2 separate regions of the Homo sapiens genome follow, and region 1 is linked to region 2. A link is an interaction called in ENCODE POLR2A ChIA-PET data of the cell type or tissue named here. Cell type or tissue: PC-9. All regions are shown on one strand. Region 1 overlaps LOC105374773 (a long non-coding RNA gene). Region 2 overlaps UGP2 (UDP-glucose pyrophosphorylase 2).

Region 1 (5,000 bases), 750 kb after region 2:
CATCAGAGTATTGGCAAGGTTAAATAGGGATTTGTAGGGATTTTTTTTCTTTCCAAGAATATATAAGCGTGAAATGAAGGTAGGCAGAAAAAGTCTAAAAATTTTAGAATATTAGATATTGCTTCAGCAAAAAGTCACATGACATTGCATCAGGAACAGGCAGTCAGCTGACAGTCGGCCTCATCCACTCTGGGAATGTGCCAGTGGAACTCCTGCACCTCTGTCATTGGCAGATTCCTGTGTTGCCAGGGGATTACACTGGCCATTGGAACGCTTGCCTGAGTGTAATGTAAGTATGGCCTGGAGTGACGGAGTGACAAGATGCCTATCCAGTCCATATCCCACCATTTCCCTAACTATTAAAAAAAAAAAAAAGTTTGGTCTTTTTCAGAGAAACTTTCTTTCAAAATAATCACAAGTTTTTAGTGTCCAGCAAACCTTTTGGGTGGAAAAAGATGACTCGGAAAATTCCTTAGCAGAATTTTTCATGTTTCAGTAATTGAAACATAAAGGGCTACTTCTATAGTACATTACAACTAAATTATAATGGCAAGTTTCACCAACCTAAGTTCACAGCCCACATGTTAACTGTGTTACCAAGAGAAAATTAATCAACTTCTCTGAGCCTGAATTATCCATAAAAATGGGAGTGATCCTACCTCATGAGGTTGATGTATTAAATAATGGATGTATTTAATAAGACATTTGTCACATGAGTAAACAGTCAGTGAGCGGTAGCCAGAGCATAGCATCAGGGAACTCCGTGAAAGCTCCTGGAGTCCCAGTAGGTTCAAGAAGCAGACACAGGAGAAAGGGTCACTAAATAATAATAGAGTCACTTGGCATTTTAAAATTAAGTGGGCCTTCGTTATGAAAGTGGCTTATTTTAATGACTCAGATATTTCATCTTATAACCACTTTTAGATAAGCCAGACTTTCCTTTTGTTGTTGTATTGGTCTTTGATGATTTCATAACAGGTACATTAATATTGGATCATCATAACTTAAAGTTAATGCTTCAGTACTGAAGACCAAAAGATGGTCAGCTTTGTGCCAGACCAGATTTAAACTATACAATAGCAGTGGCTGGCAGGAAGAGCTTTGAGCACCTTCTTGGGATCTCAGCTAAGGGGCAGCCTGTCGCTTACAAGCTTGTCTTGGTCATCAGCAGCTGCACATCTGTCTTAAAGTCAACCAGGAAGTTCCTGCAGAGTTAAGAGGGGAAGAAACTAAGTAGTAGGAGCCGCAAAAGGCCAAAGCCTACACTGGGGTTCAGCAAACAGCTTTGGGTCCTCTATGTCTTAAAACCAGCTCATTCATCCCGCAGCTTCATCCCACTGGATGCCCAAGTCCCGAGAGCCAGACATAATTCCCCAGGTTAATCCAAGCCAGACTGGGAAGCATGGGAGAAAACTTTCCTAAGTTGAGTCACATCAGTACTATTTTTATGAGTCGTCTTTTTTTTTTTTTTTAATAGAGAAGCTTGTTCTTCCCTCTTCATGATTGTGTTCTTTATGTAGAATTTGTCATCTTTTCATTCCTTCATGTTTATTGAATCAGTTAGGATTAGGCTTGGCTGTGAGTAACAAAAACCCAAAATACTGCATTTCATGTAGTAAGACTCATCCTTTTGTCACATTTTAACTTCTCTGAAATTGGAATGTGTCATACAATTGGATGGGTTGTCTTTAGTTGGCAGCAGTTTCTTTTTCTTAGCGACGTACTAAGTAATGCTACCTTACAACCAATGACAGAGTAGATGAAAATGGTAATGGTGGCTTAAACAGTGGAATTTTATTTCCCTCCTGTAAAATGCTGGAAGAAAACAGTCTGGGGCTGGTAAGGGGCTTCATATGATCACCTTCTGAAGTCCTTACTAGCTTGTTCCATCATTCTCAACACATGGTTTCTACCCTCTGGTCCAAGGTGGCCGTTAAGGTTATGGCCTTCCATGCCTATATTCCAGCCATCAGGGTAGAAAGAGTGAAGAAGGGATTCTCCTTCCCATTAAGGATACTTTCATTAGGGCATACACAGTATTTCCAGTTATAATCTATTGGCCAGAACTTCATTGCAGGTTCCTATCTAGCAGCAACAGAGGCTGGGAAATACCTCTATTCTGGGTGGCCATCTAAAAGATGGGGAACCTAGTTGTAAGGAAGAAGAGATCATATAGGGCAACCAGTAGTCTGAGCCACACCTATTTTTTATTTCTCAGCTCATAAACATACTTCCTTGAGATAAACTAATGCATAGAGAAATGAATTCCAAGATCATTTTCTCAGGCTGCAATGCCTCAGGCTAGATTTATTGCCTTCTTGATGCTTTTCCAAAAGGGAAAGGATCTATAGAGGGCAGTACAGGATTTCCTGGGACCATGGAGGAACAAGTGCTAAGACAAGTCCCGGGTGGAAGTAGGGGCAGCCTGATGAGATGAACACTGAATTGGAGTGGGAGTTGTGTGTTAAATACAGCCCTGTCACTAACCAGCTGTAAGATCTTCGATAAATCCCTTTTTTAAGCACCAGGTACTTCATAAAATGAGGGATTGGAGTCTATAGAATCAAAAACTAAGGTAGGAGAAAACCTTAAAGAATAGAATTTTAGGGCTGGAAGATCAGCTGGTCCAGTGCTTTCCAACTACTCCCAGGAGCCCCGCAGCAGTGCCAGGAGGCCTTGGCACCTACAGTCAGGGTGTGTCCAATAATAACACACTGGGCTTATATATTTAGGGAGGGGAAAGGTGATTGCAGAAGATTTCATGTAATAAAAACGTTCCATTGCTACCAAAAGTTGAAAACCAAAGATGACTCAATACTCATAGCTGAAGAAATGGAAGCCTAAATAAGAAAACTGACTGGCACATCATTACATATCTATAACCAGGGGCAGGACCTGAACCCAGTTTCCCTTACTCTTGGCTTTTTTGTTTATACCCTCCTGCATCCCCACCCCACCCCCAACCCCCGTCTGAATAGCTGGCTGGCCACCTTTTGCCTGAACATTTGCAGGGACACTGAGTGGGCTCAGGACTTCACCAGGAAGTCTCCTTGCCCACCTCCAATGCACACGTACACACACACACACACACACACACACACACACACACACGCTTGGCTGGCAGCACAGATTGCTAGGACCTTGAGCGGAAACCTGGTTTCTCATAACCGGTTGCTCATTGGTTCAAGTTACCTTCTCTCAAGCTGCAGGGATGAACCTAGACTCTTCCATGAATATCTGAAGATCACTACCATGCTCCTCCTCCTACCAAACCTCCCGTGATGACATGGTTTCCAGGCCTTTCTCACACACATTATTCTTTTCTGGACATTGTCCAGTTTGCCAAAGTTCCTCTTAAAATGTGCTCCCCTGACAGAGCCAGAGGCCATCTCTTCACTGGCATGGGGCTCAGGTTTATTTCAGACCCTACTTTTAATGTAGCCTAAAATTGCATTACCGTTTATGGCAACAATATTGCCTCTTTAGCTCAGTGTGTGAACAGCCTTTTACCCCTAACTGCCGTCAAACCAGATTTTTTTTCTCTCATCTCTCATCTCCTGGTGTCACTGAGTTTTTTGAGCCTAAAAGCACGGTTTTATATCGATCCTTTTTCAGGATTTTTTGTCAGCTTTAGACCATTGTTTCAGCCCGTTCATCCCATCAAATCTTCATTGTACCATCAACACACAGACTTGCCCTCCTTCCTCTGCTCTGTCATCCACAGATTGATAAACATCCTTCATAATCCAAATCACTCACACAAAATGTTGACCAGTAAAACATCCAGTGTGCCAGGAAGACCCTGGGTGCGGCTTCTCAACCCAGTGATGCCCACATTTCTTCATCTTGCCCACCAGTCATAAAAACAGGTGAAGCCTTGCCAAATCCAATCATGTTACACCTGTGGCATCTCATGGGCCATCCTGAGCATTTCTACAGATGCTCCCCAAAACCTCACGCAGCTTGAACATTTCTGTGATGCCCAGCATGGTGGCACACACCTGTAGTCCTGGTTACTCAGAAGGCCGAGGCAGGAGGATCACTGGAGCCCAGGAGTTCGAGACCAGCCTGAGCAACACAGTGAGACTCCTTTTTTTTTTTTTTTTTTGAGACGGAGTCTCACTCTGTTGCCCAGGCTGGAGTGCAGCGGCAAGATCTTGGTTCACTGCAACCTCCACCTCCTGGGTTCAAGCAATTCTCTTGCCTCAGCCTCCAGAGTAGCTGGGGTTACAGGTGCGTGCCACCACCCCCAGCTAATTTTTGTATTTTTAGTAGCGACAGGGTTTCACCATTGTGGTCAGGCTGGTCTTGAACTCCTGACTCATGATCCGCCTGCCTCGGCCTCCCTAAGTGCTGGGATTACAGGTGTGAGCTACCGTGCCTGGCTGAGATTCCATCTTTAAAAAAAAAAAAAAAAAATCTGACTAGTTCTCCAAAAGAAGCATAAGGATGATAAAACAAGTAGAAGATCAAATGACATCTACTCAGGATGGGAGATTAAGTGAGGATGATCCATATCATCACTGGCATATAGAAAGCCCTCAGTAAACAACTTTTTATCTTCATTCATCCAGATCAGTCTTCTGTCATTGATGATGCAGATAGGAGGCTGATAGGAGGAGGATATGGTTGTCTTCTTAAAGTTGCCCTTAAGGAATCTGCTTTGTTTCAATTATCTATCATTTCAGTTATCTTTTCAGCCTGGACCATCTGTGAGAATACTGCATATCACTTTACATAATGTTATTATTTTAAATTTACCTCTTTCAAAAACTGCTCCCTTCCTTCAGTTTTCAAAAACCAGGATTTAGGGAACAAAATACTGGTCACTGTTGTTGTCAACTGTGACTTCAAAGCCTTTCGCTTGCTCACTCCCAGCTCTCCTTTTGACCAGAGCTCATGCTCCTCTCCTGCCTCACCATCCCTCCCCTGAAGGTCAGGGACTAGGGAGGGTCACGAAGACCAAAAGGGTCAAGGAGGGAAAATAAGGAGATCTTTTG
Region 2 (5,000 bases):
TGCTTTTAAAAAGTTCTGAGAGTTATGGGGTAATCACTCTAAATGTTTTGAAACTTAATAAATAGTGAAGAGAGTAATGTTGTCTAGCCAGCTAAGGCTATAATGGATGCTAATGCTCTAATATTAGAGGCATTGTTTTTTTAAAAAAAATGATTCTAAATGTGCCATTATCTATCTAAATTATGTAAAAATGTCCCTGATGTTCTTAAATTGAGGTACATACTTACATTTCAGGGAAAGTCATTTAAGTACCTCTGTCACTTAAAAAATGCTTGAGGCCTATCAGCTTTCCCATTTGTTAAAATTCTTTTCATAACTTTTTTGGTGACTCCTATTTGATAGATGGCAGCTAGCCAGGGAAGATTACTGAGCTAATTATAACTGGAGGGGTCTCCGAGGAATACAGAGATGAGAAGCATTCTGGGGCCTGGTTCTTCTCAAATCCTAAAACCAAATTTAGCCTGTTGCTGATTATTTAGATGATGAGGACACTTTTAGCACAGGGATAGTGGCATGGATTTGAGTGAGGACAAGAGCCATGAAAATAATGACTAGGGCATACCCCTCATTTTTTAAAGATCTGATTTAAGATTTATTATATTATTTGAAGAGAAGGGTTTAGTTAAATTCAGTCACAGTTATAAATGTAAAAAAAAATTCTAAAGAAATTTAAAATGAAGAGTTGAGCTGATGAAAAGTGCTGTTTTCCAACATGGACCTTGTAATCTCTGTGGTTAAATTGTCCGTGTTCTTGCTAACTCAGCCTTTCTTCTAATAAGATGGATGATTTTCATTTGTGAAAGTCTACTGAGGAAAAAAAATTGATAAGGGACATTAGAGAAATTAGAAATATTAACTGGTACTCTTTTTGGGAGTGCCATTTTAATATTCTGAATAAATTGAAAAATGACCTTAAAAGGAAATTCAGGTGTTATTTTAGTCCATAGGTATTTTCTTGTAATATGTTTCACAGAGACCCTTCCCTTTGTTGGTATGTATTATTTTTCCCTTCATAGATGAATTATAGCAAGTTTAATTAAAATAATGGGATACTTAGATTGTGTGAGGAACATCAGTTGGCCTAATAATGAAAGTGTTTCAAATAAAAGAAATATACTGTAGTTTCCTAGTTCCCACCAAGCTTTTTGCAGAAGTATAGGCTTTCATGCTCGTCCGTGTGAAGAGACCACCAAATAGGCTTTGTGTGAGCAACATGGCTATTTCACCTGGGTGCAGGTGGGCTGAGTCCGAAAAGAGAGTCAGTGAAGGGAGATAAGGGTGGGGCCATTTTATAGGATTTGGGTAGGTAAAGGAAAATTACAGTCAAAGGGGGTTTGTTCTCTGGCGGGCAGGAGTGGGGGTCACAAGGTGCTCAGTTGGGGTGGTTTTGAGCCAGGATGAGCCAGGAAAAGGACTTTCACAAGGTAATGTCATCAGTTAAGGCAAGGACCGGCCATTTACACTTCTTTTGTGGTGGAATGTCATCAGTTAAGGTGGGGCAGGGCATATTCACTTCTTTTGTGATTCTTCAGTTGCTTTAGGCCATCTGGGCGTATACGTGCAAGTCACAGGGGATGCAATGGCTTGGCTTGGGCTCAGAGGCCTGACATAGGCATTATGAGTTCTCAGAAAGTTAGCAATATTAATTACTGAAAAGTTAACATAAACAGATATTTGAAAGTCAACCTGGATTATCTGTGAAAATGAAGAAGAGTGTGTTAACTTTCTGTAATGCCATTCATCCTGATATCCAGCATTTATACTGTTGGAGAAAATTCCAGCAATATGAATAAATTAGTAGGGCAAGTTCTCTGGCTTGGGGTTTAATGGATGAGAAAATATGATTCAGTTACTACCTTTTTGGTTGGATAGAATCTCTTTAGAAGACAGAGTTTTTCTAAAGACTGTTGCCGTTTTGACATAGCCTACAATTTCTTTTCTAAATATCATATTTTGAACTTGGAGTAATAGTGTTTGAAATTGTGGCCATCTTGGTCTTGGTAATTGAATGGATTGTCCCAGGCACAATGACTATTAACTGAAACCATACTTCTTAGATATTTATTTATTTATTCATTGAGACGGAGTCTTGCTCTGTTGCCCAGGCTGGAATGCAGTGGTGCGATCTTGGCTCACCACAACCTCCGCCTCCCAGGTTCAAGTGATTCTCCTACCTCAGCCTCCTGAGTAGCTGGAATTATAGGTGCACGCCACCATGCCCAGCTAATTTTTGTATTTTTAGTAGAGACAGGGTTTCACCATGTTGGCCAGGCTGGTCTTGAACTCCTGACCATGTGATCCGCCTGTCTTGGCCTCCCAAAGTGCTGGGATTACAGGTGTGAGCCACTGCGCCCAGCCAATTCTTAGATATTTAAAATTCCACTGCCAGGCACGTGTCCTTCTATTAATAACAAGTTCTTTGAAAGTTGGCTTTATGAAGCTATCAAAGAAAATTAAACTTTGTGTGTTTTTTGATTGGGTGACTTATGTGTGAGAAAAAAGATAATACTCTGTTTGAAAGCTGTTTCCCAGTTTTCTTGATTGGTGATGCAGGCATCTCCTTTAATTTGTTGCACAGTAATTGTCTAAGACTCAAATACTGCCTCTGCCAACAGTTCCGTTGTTTATTTTTCTCAGTCATTAACAAATGAAATCGATTGTGCCCCCAATCCATTTTACAATTAAGGATTGTTTTTGAGAAACATGGAGAAATTGGCTATGTTGTCTCGTTAATATACATAAACAATAAAATGTTTCATTTCCGTAAACATTTTTAGATATTTCTGTTAGTTTTTTCTGTGTAAATCAAGAGAATTGTTTCTTTGTGATTTCGCTTGTGTCCTAAAAAACAAACAAAAAGCCATTAATTGTCTTCATGGACCAGAAATTAGTTGTATTATGCTTAGTCTCCTTTTTACTTGCTAGTCAACATATTGTAAAAATACTATTTTAGGGGATCCTTTCTTTGACAGTAGCTCTTCTTGCTCCTTGGCCACAATGAAAATGTGATTGGAGTTTGTATTTTCTTCTATTTGCTGCTCTGGCAGAAGCTGATGTAATATTTCATTTGTGTTATATGCCTGCCTAGAATTTTAAAACTTCCAAAGAGCACAAGAAAACAGAACAACATAGTTATATCCACTGTTTTGGGTTCATTTGTGCTAATGGTAAAATGCTTTGCCTTGGTAATAAAATATTTATGGAATGCATAAAAGCATTCTTCGATTTTTTTCATTGCTTAGACAACACAGTGTATAAGGAAGAGTTGAAGAGCATGAGATGCAGTAAGAAAGTATTATTCTAATTGTAGTTTTAACCTCACATAGCAGACATAGTTGAGCTGCCGGTTTTCATTCAGATTTAGTGGCAAACACCTGGAGGTGGTAAACCATGTAAATACACTGTAACTGAGAAAGGAGAGACCTTGCTCCAGAAGAATGAGAAACAGGGCGCCAGGCAACAGGGTTTGAGTTCCAGCTTGGCATTGTGTCCTTAGGCAAGTCAGCATCTCTGGGCCCCTGTTTCTTTATCTCCAAAATAAGGAATTGGACTCACTGACCTTAAAGCCGTTCTAAGCATAAAAGTTTCTCTAAATGCACACATAGCAAGTTACACGGCAGGACTACCGGATCATTTTTTGGCTTTTCATCGTGATTTTATGTTATACCTCTTTCTCTTCTTCTCAACAAAGGAGTGTGAGGCCTTTTGTGATGACTTTCTTCTCATCCATTAAACATAAAACAAAGTGGTATTATTTAACAAATCTCTTCTGAATGTTCTGTTTTCCATAAGTAGTGTTTTCTTTTTCCTTTGAGATTTTAAGAGCTACTCTATTGTATAAGAGTAGGGTTAATTTTAATTGTTAATCAGAAGACTGGTTTATATATAAATTGTAGCAGTTTTTTTTTAAGTAAAGCAATGCATGATTAGCAAAAATCTTTTTTAGCGAGCTGCTCTGCATATTTGTTGCTGCAACAGTTCTTGAAAGCCTGATATCCTTTTATTTTTGTTATCAAAAAGCATTTATTAACCATTCATATGAATGTAAAGCTGAGTCATCTAAAAATATATCTCAGTGTAGTCATAGTTGACAGTCTAATAACTTTAGTATGAAAAGATCATATAAAATTATGTAAGATGCAACTTAATTGAATTTACTTTTCTTAATTTATCATTGAATGACATGGAATATTTTTTCTATATTTTTCCCTAAATTAAACTAAATGTAAACATATAAATTGCCCAATTTTGTTTAATCTCTAAAGTTAGTGAAAACATTACATTGGCATTTATATTGGTTAATAAAATTGAAAAGAAATTTAGTAGTCATTTGTCTAGACTACCTATCTGTGTGAAACTTCTTTGACCATATCCCTGATACTTGACTAATAAATCAGCCTCTGCTTGAGAAGCCTTAGGGACTGGGGCTTCAGATACTTATGACAGTCTATACTTATCTTAACTCTGCCTTTCTGTGACCAGACATCATGGCTCTTGTACAGTTTCACTTTGGGCTTACTAGGCACTACCTACACTAGACTAGACTTTGCCTTCTGTATACCCAGAGCATAGCTGGATCATAATAGGCTCTTACTCATTTAATAAATGTTACATGAGTATCTACTATATCTCAGGCTCTGTGTTTGGCAGTGGGAATACAGCTGTGAACATTACAGACATATACTTTCACAGAATTTACAGTCTGTTGGATAAGATAAACATTGAATAAATTTTTAAAATTATGATGTTATAAAGGAGAGGTACAAGGATCTAGCATATGAGCATGTAATAGGTAACTTAGTTTAGAAAGATTTCTAGGAGGATAATCTCAGGTAATATTTAAACTGAACTCTGACAAATGAATAGGAGCTATTCAAACTACTATTATATGAGAATTTAAGTCCTGATCTACAGTTTAGTTACATACCATTATTAGGCACCTGTACTGTGCAAGGTGCTAAGGTAGGTTTTGGGAAAACAAAGTTGCATGACATAATGTA

Evidence for each region. ChIA-PET counts read pairs that join two places held together with the same protein. Peaks named below come from ENCODE experiments on the same cell type or tissue, not always from the same donor. Only the 100,000 strongest peaks of a DNase experiment are listed, where the experiment ranks them.
Region 1: POLR2A ChIA-PET joins it to region 2 with 12 read pairs; 1 of 35 experiments calls an interaction of 5 or more read pairs at or near these places.

What each region holds. Positions count from the first base shown.
Region 1 is chr2:64,593,257-64,598,256 of GRCh38, forward strand. The region is part of intron 3 of LOC105374773 (a long non-coding RNA gene); the gene reads right to left. Among named protein-coding and RNA genes, the nearest start is that of LINC02579, 12 kb to the right of the region's middle. In PC-9, a CTCF peak has its summit at 2,403; DNase peaks (open chromatin) are centred at 1,535 and 2,295; H3K27ac peaks cover 865 bases.
Region 2 is chr2:63,846,304-63,851,303 of GRCh38, forward strand. All of the region lies in intron 1 of UGP2 (UDP-glucose pyrophosphorylase 2), which reads left to right. Among named protein-coding and RNA genes, the nearest start is that of UGP2, 6.9 kb to the left of the region's middle. RefSeq lists enhancers at 1,003-1,783, 2,564-3,343, 3,344-4,123. In PC-9, no CTCF peak of the experiment used is centred here; no DNase peak of the experiment used is centred here; H3K27ac peaks cover 730 bases.